Linked DNA regions of Homo sapiens: region 1 is linked to region 2. Evidence: read pairs that join two places in POLR2A ChIA-PET (ENCODE). Cell type or tissue: Panc1. All regions are shown on one strand. Each heading gives the region's core, and the rest is flanking DNA. Links, peaks and the distances in the headings are about the cores only. Region 1 overlaps LOC105369878 (a long non-coding RNA gene). Region 2 overlaps LOC105369878 (a long non-coding RNA gene).

What was found. Peaks named below come from ENCODE experiments on the same cell type or tissue, not always from the same donor. Only the 100,000 strongest peaks of a DNase experiment are listed, where the experiment ranks them.
Region 1: POLR2A ChIA-PET joins it to region 2 with 5 read pairs; 3 of 35 experiments call an interaction of 5 or more read pairs at or near these places.

Annotation. Positions count from the first base shown.
Region 1 is chr12:87,102,275-87,107,666 of GRCh38, forward strand. All of the region lies in intron 1 of LOC105369878 (a long non-coding RNA gene), which reads right to left. Among named protein-coding and RNA genes, the nearest start is that of MIR3059, 360 kb to the left of the region's middle. In Panc1, for the core only: no CTCF peak of the experiment used is centred there; no DNase peak of the experiment used is centred there.
Region 2 is chr12:87,158,365-87,163,756 of GRCh38, forward strand. All of the region lies in intron 1 of LOC105369878 (a long non-coding RNA gene), which reads right to left. Among named protein-coding and RNA genes, the nearest start is that of MIR3059, 420 kb to the left of the region's middle. In Panc1, for the core only: no CTCF peak of the experiment used is centred there; no DNase peak of the experiment used is centred there; H3K27ac peaks cover 1,048 bases.

The DNA of each region.
Region 1 (5,392 bases), core at 68-5,067, 56 kb before region 2:
ATAAGAGCTATCTATGACAAACCCACAGCCAATATCATACTGAATGGGCAAAAACTGGAAGCATTCCCTTTGAAAACTGGCACAAGACAGGGATGCCCTCTCTCACCACTCCTATTCAACATAGTGTTGGAAGTTCTGGCCAGGGCAATTAGGCAGGAGAAGGAAATAAAGGGTATTCAATTAGGAAAAGAGGAAGTCAAATTGTCCCTGTTTGCAGATGACATGATTGTATATCTAGAAAACCCCATATCTCAGCCCAAAATCTCCTTAAGCTGATAAGCAACTTCAGCAATGTCTCAGGATACAAAATCAATGTACAAAAATCACAAGCATTCTTATACACCAACAACAGACAAACAGAGAGCCAAATCATGAGTGAACTCCCATTCACAATTGCTTCAAAGAGAATAAAATACCTAGGAATCCAACTTACAAGGGATGTGAAGGACCTCTTCAAGGAGAACTACAAACCACTGCTCAAGGAAATAAAAGAGGATACAAGCAAATGGAAGAACATTCCATGCTCATGGATAGGAAGAATCAATATCGTGAAAATGGCCATACTGCCCAAGGTAATTTACAGATTCAATGCCATCCCCATCAAGCTACCAATGACTTTCTTCACAGAATTGGAGAAAACTACTTTAAAGTTCATATGGAACCAAAAACGAGCCCGCATCGCCAAGGCAATCCTGAGCCAAAAGAACAACGCTGGAGGCATCACACTACCTAACTTCAAACTATACTACAAGGCTACAGTAACCAAAACAGCATGGTACTGGTACCAAAACAGAGATATAGATCAATGGAACAGAACAGAGCCCTCAGAAATAACACCACACATCTACAACCATCTGATCTTTGACAAACCTGACAAAAACAAGCAATGGAGAAAGGATTCCCTATTTAATAAATGGTGCTGGGAAAACTGGCTGAAACTGATGAAAGTGTAGAAAGCTGAAACTGGATGCCTTCCTTACACTTTATACAAAAATCAATTCAAGATGGATTAAAGACTTAAATGTTAGACCTAAAACCATAAAAACCCTAGAAGAAAACCTAGGCATTACCATTCAGGACACAGGCATGGGCAAGGACTTCATGTCTAAAACACCAAAAGCAATGGCAACAAAAGCCAAAATTGACAAATGAGATCTAATTAAACTAAAGAGCTTCTGCACAGCAAAAGAAACTACCATCAGAGTGAACAGGCAACCTACAAAATGGGAGAAAATTTTTGCAACCTACTCATCTGACAAAGGGCTAATATCGAGAATCTACAATGAACTCAAACAAATTTACAAGAAAAAAACAAACAACCCCATCAAAAAGTGGGCAAAGGACATGAACAGACACTTCTCAAAAGAAGACATTTATGCAGTCAAAAAACACATGAAAAAATGCTCACCATCACTGGCCATCAGAGAAATGCAAATCAAAACCCCAATGAGATACCATCTCACACCAGTTAGAATGGCAATTATTAAAAAGTCAGGAAACAACAGGTGCTGGAGAGGATGTGGAGAAATAGGAACACTTTTACACTGTTGGTGGGACTGTAAACTAGTTCAACCATTGTGGAAGTCAGTGTGGTGATTCCTCAGGGATCTAGGACTAGAAATACCATTTGACCCAGCCATCCCATTACTGGGTATATACCCAAAGGACTATAAATCATGCTGCTATAAAGACACATGCACACGTATGTTTACTGCGGCATTATTCACAATAGCAAAGACTTGGAACCAACCCAAATGTCCAACAATGATAGACTGGATTAAGAAAATGTGGCACATATACACCATGGAATACTATGCAGCCATAAAAAATGATGAGTTCATGTCCTTTGTACGGACATGGATGAAACTGGAAATCATCATTCTCAGTAAACTATCACAAGAACAAAAAACCAAACACCGCATATTCTCACTCATAGGTGGGAACTGAACAATGAGAACTCATGGACACAGGAAGGGGAACATCACACTCTGGGGACTGTTGTGGGGTGGGGTGAGGGGGGAGGGATAGCATTGGGAGATATACCTAATGCTAGATGACGTGTTAGTGGGTGCAGCGCACCAGCATGGCACATGTATACCTATGTAACTAACCTGCACATTGTGCACATGTACCCTAAAACTTAAAGTATAATAATAATAAATAAATAAAAATAAAATAAAATAAAATAAAAATAAGCACTAAAAATGATTGTCTCTTGGAATAAAACTGGGGCATAGAGAAGGGCGTTTTCCTCTATTTTATTGCCATTGTCTTATCACCTTGACTTTAAAACAATGTGAATATTTAGTATGACATTGATGAAACTAAACTAAATAGACTAGAATAAAATAAAATATCTGAAGAGATAGCCTTACACTGCAATTTTTTCAAAGGGCATCAATCACTAACACAATGATCCTTGCTTAGAATTTCTCAGAAGGGAATGATTCTACTGCAAAACATTGGCATCAAAATGAAAATTCATAAAGCTGGAAGAACAAATGCATCTTTGGGCTTTGTTACAAAACCTCATACAAATTACACATTTAACTAAATAGCACACTTTTTCATCCTAATATCAATGGCTCAATACTTTTTAATAATATCAAATGATATATAGAAACAGCTTTCTTTTCAAAAGGGATGTGAAAACTACACTGATATTTGTGAAATATTTCTTCTGTCAACATCTTTCAATGATTTTAATTAAGGTGGTGTTTCTATTTCAATGGATCATCATTTTCAAACAGGTTTTCCATTAAGGCAGATGTTCTAGAGTTCAGATACATTCCAACTCCATTTTATTACTGATTTTCTGTGCTGATGTTTTATGAGACCAAAGAAATGAAAACCCATATTCCTATAATTGAATGACATAAATAGCTTAGGATATGGTGAATAAAGGAAAATGTGCTTAAATGTTTAACTTATTATGAACAATATTATTCTACTGTCTTAGTCAGTTTGGGTTGTTACAACAAGTACCATAGACCAAATGGCTTATAAACAACACATTTATTTCTCATAGCTCTGAAGGCTGAAGCTGGAGATCAGGGTACCAATATGTTTGGGTTCTGGTGAGGGGACTCTTCTAGGTTGTAGCCTGCCATCTTCTCCTTGTATCCTCACATGGCAGAAAAAGGGCTAGAGAGCTCTTTGGGGTCTCTTTTACAAGGTCACTAATTGTATTCATGAGGGCTTCATCTTCAGGATCTAAATTATCTCACCAAACCTCCACCTTCTGATACCATCACAATGGAGATTATGATTTCAACATTTGAATTTTGAGGGGCCATAAGCATTCAGTTTATACATCTACAGATGACAGCATCTCTCTTATGCCTTTATATTGTCACAAGTAACACAAGCAGCTTCATATATGCAGACTGGTCATTTCTTTTCTCCTTTTATTCTGATGTAAAATTTGTCTTCAAGACAGAGAAGGAATGAACATGAAGAAGTATGTTCAGACCGCTGTCAAGACATAAAATGGTTCTTCCTTTTAGATTTTGGGACATATTTATATTTATCCAAAGAAAACATTTCTGATATTTTATTATACTATAATAACGGTAGCCTAATAGTTTGGCCTAGGCAGCTTAAAAGGAAATTTTTAAATTATTTCTATTTATAGCAAAACCAAAATCTCTCTCTCTCTCTTTTCTTTGTTTCATTTTAACTTTTCTGTCTTTAGGAAAATCAACATTTTTCCATGAATACAATTATGACTCTTATAATGGCCATGCTCCCTTTTTCCTTGTGAAAAGAGGAGTTTTCATATAAGAAGATATGAATGGACATTTACATGTCAACTATAATAAGTTGGCATAGCCTTCTATATTTCAAGTGGCTTCAAATCAATAGATAATTTTAAAATTTGATTTGTTGTCTGCTTGACACAAAAGACTTTCTATTTCACTCTCAGGAATAAATAGGAAGATTTTTATCTCAATTTAATTGATGTGCAATTCATCTCATTGAATAATTTGTAAAATTAAGATATTTAAATTTTTAAATTTAATATCTTGGTGAGAAAAAATATTTCTTATATACAGGACAGTGATAAATATTAAATATTAATTTGTGATCATTAGCGATAGGGATAATGAATTTAACTATTTTAAGCATTGAAGATGCATTGAAAACTAATAGAAGGTTATATAGTTTCTTAAATAATTAGAGGGCAGACAGTAAAAATGGCAAAAGTTTTTTTTCTTCCTAACACATTGCTCTTTGCAATCATAAAAATAATTTAAAATTACTGCTGATGTTAATTACATGAAATTTAGAGAAATATTTAGAAAATATGAGGAGCAAAATCCAGAATTAACAGAAATTCCACTATTCAATGTTAACTATAAAATTTTTGTATATTTTCAGGCCTTTATATTTTATTTATAGATTTTCAGATTGCTATATAAAGTTTATTTTTGATTAATTTTTGTTATACCCTAGTATATGAATATATGATTTTAAGTAAGGCTATACTATGTATAAAGTTTTTCCTTTTTTTTTCAGTTAAACTTTTGTTTTAGCAATTTTGTATAATTTCATCAAACATTTTTATACTGGTCTCATGTCACCACACTCATAGATGATTTAATTTTACAAATTCCCAAACATTAAATATTTAAGTTTTTTGAATTATTGCAAAAGCAAAACAGCTATTTTTTATTTTTAGGAAAACTTTGCTCCATCTCAAGGTGTTTTCTTAGAATAAATTTTTAAAACAAGATGTGAAGCTGAATTAATACATATGATACCTATCAAGATTCTTGATTCATATTACTAAACTGCAGTCCTGAAAATATGAAATAATTCATAATCACACCAATAATATATGTATGAGAATATAAATTTTTTATGACATAAGATACAGCAATTGGTGTAACATTTTAAAATATTAAATAATTAGAGAAGAAATTTCACTTATAAATAAGGTATGTATTAAGATTCTCCAGAGAAACTGAACCAATAGGATATATACAGATATATATAAGAGGAGATTTATTGTAGGAGTTGGCTTATGTAAATTATGGAGGCCAGGAATTTCCACGATATGCTGCCTGCAAGCTGGAAAACCAGGAAAGCTAGTGCTATAATTAATTCAGTCTAGTCTCATTCTCATTCCATTCCTGAGAATGAGACTGGGTGTCCCTGGTGCAAGTCCTTGAGTCTGAAGACGTGAACGAAAGCTCTGATGTCCAAGGGCAGGAGAATCTTCACTTTTTGTTCTATTCAAGCCCTCAATAGATTGAAAGATGCCTATCCACAATGGTGAAGGCAGCAGTCTACAGATTCAAATGGTAATTTCTTCAAATGAATTCAAATGCTAATTCAAATTTTATCTTTGATTGGCTCTCATTGTTATTCTTTTTTTAACTTTTAAGTT
Region 2 (5,392 bases), core at 86-5,085:
GACATCTGTTTTTGTTTTGTTTTTAATTATTCACAAATTATCGTCAGTTAATGTTGTCTTAGTATTTCTAATGTAATGTGGGTCAAAATAGCACCTCCTCACCCCATATATTTGCTTTTATTTATATGATTATGATTTTCTTTGGATCTTGTGGTCAGTGGGTATGCTGATACACCCATTGCAGAGTTAATTTGGCACTGCTGGCACATAATATATAATTTAATGCATCCATGTATTTACTTACATTTTACTTTTACCCTGGAATTACCAGCTTCCTTGTGCCCAGTAAAGTCTCTAACAACAGTTACAGAAAGGCTTATTTTCCAGTTTCCCAGAGAAATGTCAATTTCTCCATGTTTTTTATTATCTTATAAACCCATTCTCTTCCTCTACATGTATCTAGGTTTCTATACTAAAAGCACCAAACATTCACCTTCATATTTTTAATAATTATATATCTGTTTTATCCACTAAATTGTGAGTTTCCTAAAAGTAGGTACATAAATTTTTCATTTTTGACCTTAGCCTAGGGTCTAAGGGTCTTGTATGAACAGACATTCAAAATTACTTATTGAATTGCATTGGTTTGAATTACAATACATATTAAAATTGATTTAATTTATATTTATGTATTTATCATATCCATAAACTTGCCCTGAACCTATCTACATGTGAAGCTATGTTATTGGTGCAGATGATACAAAAATATAACAAGTTCTCTGACATCCAAGGAGATTAACACTTAAGGAGATAGACATTGAGAAACATCAACAATGCATGTTTTAAATATACCAAAATGTAGAAATTGCAATAAATTATGTGCAGCTTTCTGTGGGAACATTTTAAACAAATGCTTAACATTTGTCAAGCACTTATTCTGACCTATGCACTGTCCTAGATTTATACTTATGCAAATAATCCTTGTAGCAACCCTATAAGGAAGATACTCTTAGGATATATTCCTGGTGAAACACTTAGGAAACTGAGGCACAGAGATGTTAAGCAATTATCCCAAGGGTCATATAGATCTCATGTGACAAAGCCAGAGTCTATGTTTTAATTACTGTACAGTTTCACTTTATTACTTGGAGATAGGGATTAAGGATTAGGGAAGCCTCAAGAAACACAGAAGGTGGTAGTGAGTCTTGAGTTGATTTTAGAAGTATGAGATGGCACTTACATGATGAAATAAGCAACACCAATGGCTCCTGGGTGAGTGTTTGGCAATTTCCAGGTGGGAGAAACTGTAAATTAAAAACTGTGTCTCCAATATTGGGTATGAGGAGTATAAAAGTGAGAATGAGCTTGAAAATATAAAAAGGATACACATCATAAGCTGAGAAATGAGGAGTCACTGAAATGCTGGATTTGGAACTAAGGCTCTCAAACTTGTTATATAAGCAAACATTTTTGGCTATAAAAGTAAAAACAACAACAAAAAAACTGGAAGAAAACTGAATACTGAGTTAAAACAATGAAAGGAATCAAAAAGAAGGAAGAAAAACATTGATGCTTCTAGGCAACAAAGCAAACTGTAAGATTATTTTTTGTAAAAAACATCTATATTCCCGATGAAGAAAATGATTTTGCCACAAGCAAAATAAAAAGAATATGAAAGAGGGAGAAAAAAATTAAACCTTGAGAAAGCTATGGACACAATTTAACTTTGCTCAGGCTGATGGAGTAAGAAGAAAAGATGGAAAGCATCATCAAGAGACCAAGAAAAAGCTGTGGGAAATTACAAAGAGCAGAAAAAGCCTAGATCAATTTCCATCTAAAAGTCTGTTTTCAAAAGACACTTGGTTTAGCAAAAATTCTTTTTATAACCATAGTACTAAACTTTTCTTTGGCCTTCACCATTTTGTGACTTGGAAAACATTTAAAATGCATTAATGGGGTTTGCTAGTGGTTTATGGGAGCCCAATAAATAACATGCTTTTTTTCTGGACTAAGTTCTGAACAAACTTAAAAATATAAGAACGAATAAAAGTAGCAGAAAGATTAAAATGTTACCAGGTTAATTTTTTTAAAAAGTTCTCACAGGTTAAAAAAAAAAAAAAAAAAGACTGTTCTGTAGCCATGCTAACAAACAGCCATCAGAACAGTTTCATCAAAAGTTTTACACCATTTTGATATTTCAGTGAATATTCATATTAATGAACTAGGTTTTGCAACCAACCAGTCAGTATTAGACACTCCCTTCCGAAAGTCAGCCAGTCAGGAAAGCACCCTCTACAAATATACATCTGTGAGTGTCAACCTATCCACAACAGTCTCACCTGAGTAACCCCTCCTAAAAATGGCATCAAACCTATAAGCTTTTCAAAATCCACTAATCCTAGTGGATTAGAACTTCATGCCACCCCAAACACTTGTAACATCAGTACTCTGCTCTGCCGTGGAGCTGTGCCTGGCTAATATATCTTTTCTTACTATACCAAGCAATATATTTAAATTTTCTTTTTTAAATTTCAGATATTGAATAGCAGTTTAATCACCTGTGACAGGTCTTTATTATTGAAATAGACTATGTTGGAGGCTCTAAGACAATGTTAGATTCAATGTCCTGCTAACTGAACCCTATAAACAGGCAGCTATCCCAGCTTCAGCATACTAGATTGGGGCAAGTCCCACCACTCTGTAGGGCACAGGAACCTGTCCAGATCTGACTGACAGCAAAGTGGAGTAAAGAGCAAGTACTCTTACAAGCAGTTTGTTCCCAAATAGAAAAAGGTAGAAGCTGAATTGAGCATGCCCAGTTTATTTTTCCTAAATTTACAAGTCAGAAAAATTACTGTACTTTGCCTGAGGCAGAATGATTAAAGAGGCAGAAAAATACCAAGAATGAGTAATGAAAGCAGCAGAACAAACACTTAGAGGGCATAGGTAAAGCATTTGTCCTATAATAGGTTCTAGCAATTACTTATCCAATATAAAATACAAATAAAACTGCAATAAAAATATGTTAGGCTACAGATGACTATATATTAAGTGGTATCCTATTCAGGCTGCCATAACAAAATACCATAAACAGGCTAATGTAAACAATAAAAGTTTATTTTGTCACAGTTTGTGGAGGCCGGAAGTCCAAGATCAAGGTACCAGTGAGATAGGTTTCAGTCTGAGGCCTGTCCTCTTGGCTTGAAGGCAGCTACTATTTCACAGTATGCTCACATAACCTTTTCTTTCTGAAACCTCTCTCTCTCTCCTTCTCCCTTTTCACATGAAGTGACCAATCCTCCGTGATTAGAGACCCAGCTTCATGATCTCACTTAACCTTAATGACTTCATAAGGACCCTATCTCAAATATAGTCACGTTGAGGATTAAGGCTTTAATATGTGAATTTTGGAGGGACACAATTCTGTCACTGCCTCCACCAAAAAATTCATGCTCTTTTAAAATGCAAGATACATCCCAAAAGTCTCAAAAGTTTTAACCCAACCTGGCATCAACTCTTAAGTCCAAAGTCTTATGTAAATATTCTTATTTTTTATTTATTTTTATTTCACTAGTTTTAGGGGTACAGGTGGTTTTTGGTTTCACGGATAAGTTCTTTAGTGGTAATTTCCAAGATTTTGGTGCACCCGTCACCTGGGCAGTATACAATCCACCCAATATGTAATCTTTTGTCCCTCACTCCCCTCCCAAACTTCCCCCATGTTCCTAAAGTTCATTACATCATTCTTATGCCTTTGCATCCTCATAGCTTAGCTCCCAGTTATAAGTGAGAACATACAATATTTAATTTTCATTCCTGAATTACTTCACTTAGAATAATGGCCTCCAGCTCCATCCAAGTTGCTTCAAAAGACATTATTTTATTCCTTTTTATAGCAGAGTGGTTACTCCAAGGTGTATATATGCCACATTTTCTTTATACATTCATTGGTTGATGGACACTAGGTTGGTTCCATATCTTCGCAATTGCAAATTGTGCTGCTATAAACATGCGTGTGCATGTGCCTTTTTCATATAATGACTTATTTTCCTTTGGGTAGATACTCAGTAGTGGGATTGCTGAATCCAATGAAATATAGTTCTACTTTTAGTTCTTTAAGGAATCTACATACATTTTCCATAGTGGTTATAATAGTTTACATTCCCACCAGCAGTGTAAAAGTGTTCCCTTTTCACCACATCCATGCCAACGCCTATTATTTTTTACTTTTTAATTACGGCCATTTTTACAGGAGTACAGAGATATCTGATTGTAGTTTTAATTTCCATTTCCATGATAATCAATGATGTTTAAGATTTTCTTCATATATTTGTTGGTTGTTTGTATATCTTCTTTTGTTAAAGTCTCATATAAATATTTTAATCAAACAATGGGTGAGACTCAAGGCATAATTCATCCTGTGGCAAAAATTATCCAGCTGTGAACCTGTAAAATCAGATAAGTTATATGCTTCAAAAATACAATGGTGAGTTGGGCATAGAATAAACATTCCCATTCCAAAAGGGAGAAATTGAGAGGAAGATAGGGGTGATATGTCCCAAGCAAGTCCAAACCCTAGCAAGGCAAATGGCATTAATCTTAAAGGCAAATAATAAACTTCTTTGGTTTGATGATTTGCCCTTCAGCCCCATTGGGTTGGCAACATCAACCCATCAACAGCTCTTCAAGAAGGCCCTATCCCTTTGGCTTGGTGGGGCTACCCTGCCCCCACAGCTGTCTGCCTAGCTTTAACTGAGAGGGGGATCCCATCCTATGAAACTGGTGATGAAGCAGCCTTGTCTTCTGAGCCTTTGATGAGAGTGGCAGTTCTGCTGATCTCTGAATTGACTTGTGGGCTATTCTCTCCCTTTCTTGAAGTATCCCTCAAGCACGTTCACAGGCAAATAGCTCTATTGTTCCATTGTATAGAATCTCAGAAGTCTAACAGCCTTTATTCCATCCTGCTTTCTCTGTACTATCTAGTTCAAACTAGCAGTGTATTCACTGGTATAATCCCTGACTTCTGCTGAGGTGACTGATCACATCTGTGAGTCATATCTATTATATTTTATCAAATGGTTATCCAGCCACATGCTTAGTGTTCTCTTCAGAACACACTCCATATTTTATAAGATGGATAGACTGAAAATTTTCTATATGTATGAGTTCTGGTTCATTTTTGCTTAGCAATTCTTTCTATTTATTTCTCTCCTCTCACATTTCGCTATAAGCTGTAAAAAGAAACCAAGTTACTCCTTCAACACTCTGCTTAGAAATATCCTCAGCTAAATATAAAATTTCATTCCTCACAAATTCAACCTTCCAAAAAAACCTAAAACACAATTCAGCCTCTTTTTTTTTCACCAGTTTATAGCAAAGATATCCTTTCCTCAATTTCTCAATAATCAATTAGCCAGGCTTAGTGGCATGCTCCTGTAGTCCTAGCTACTTC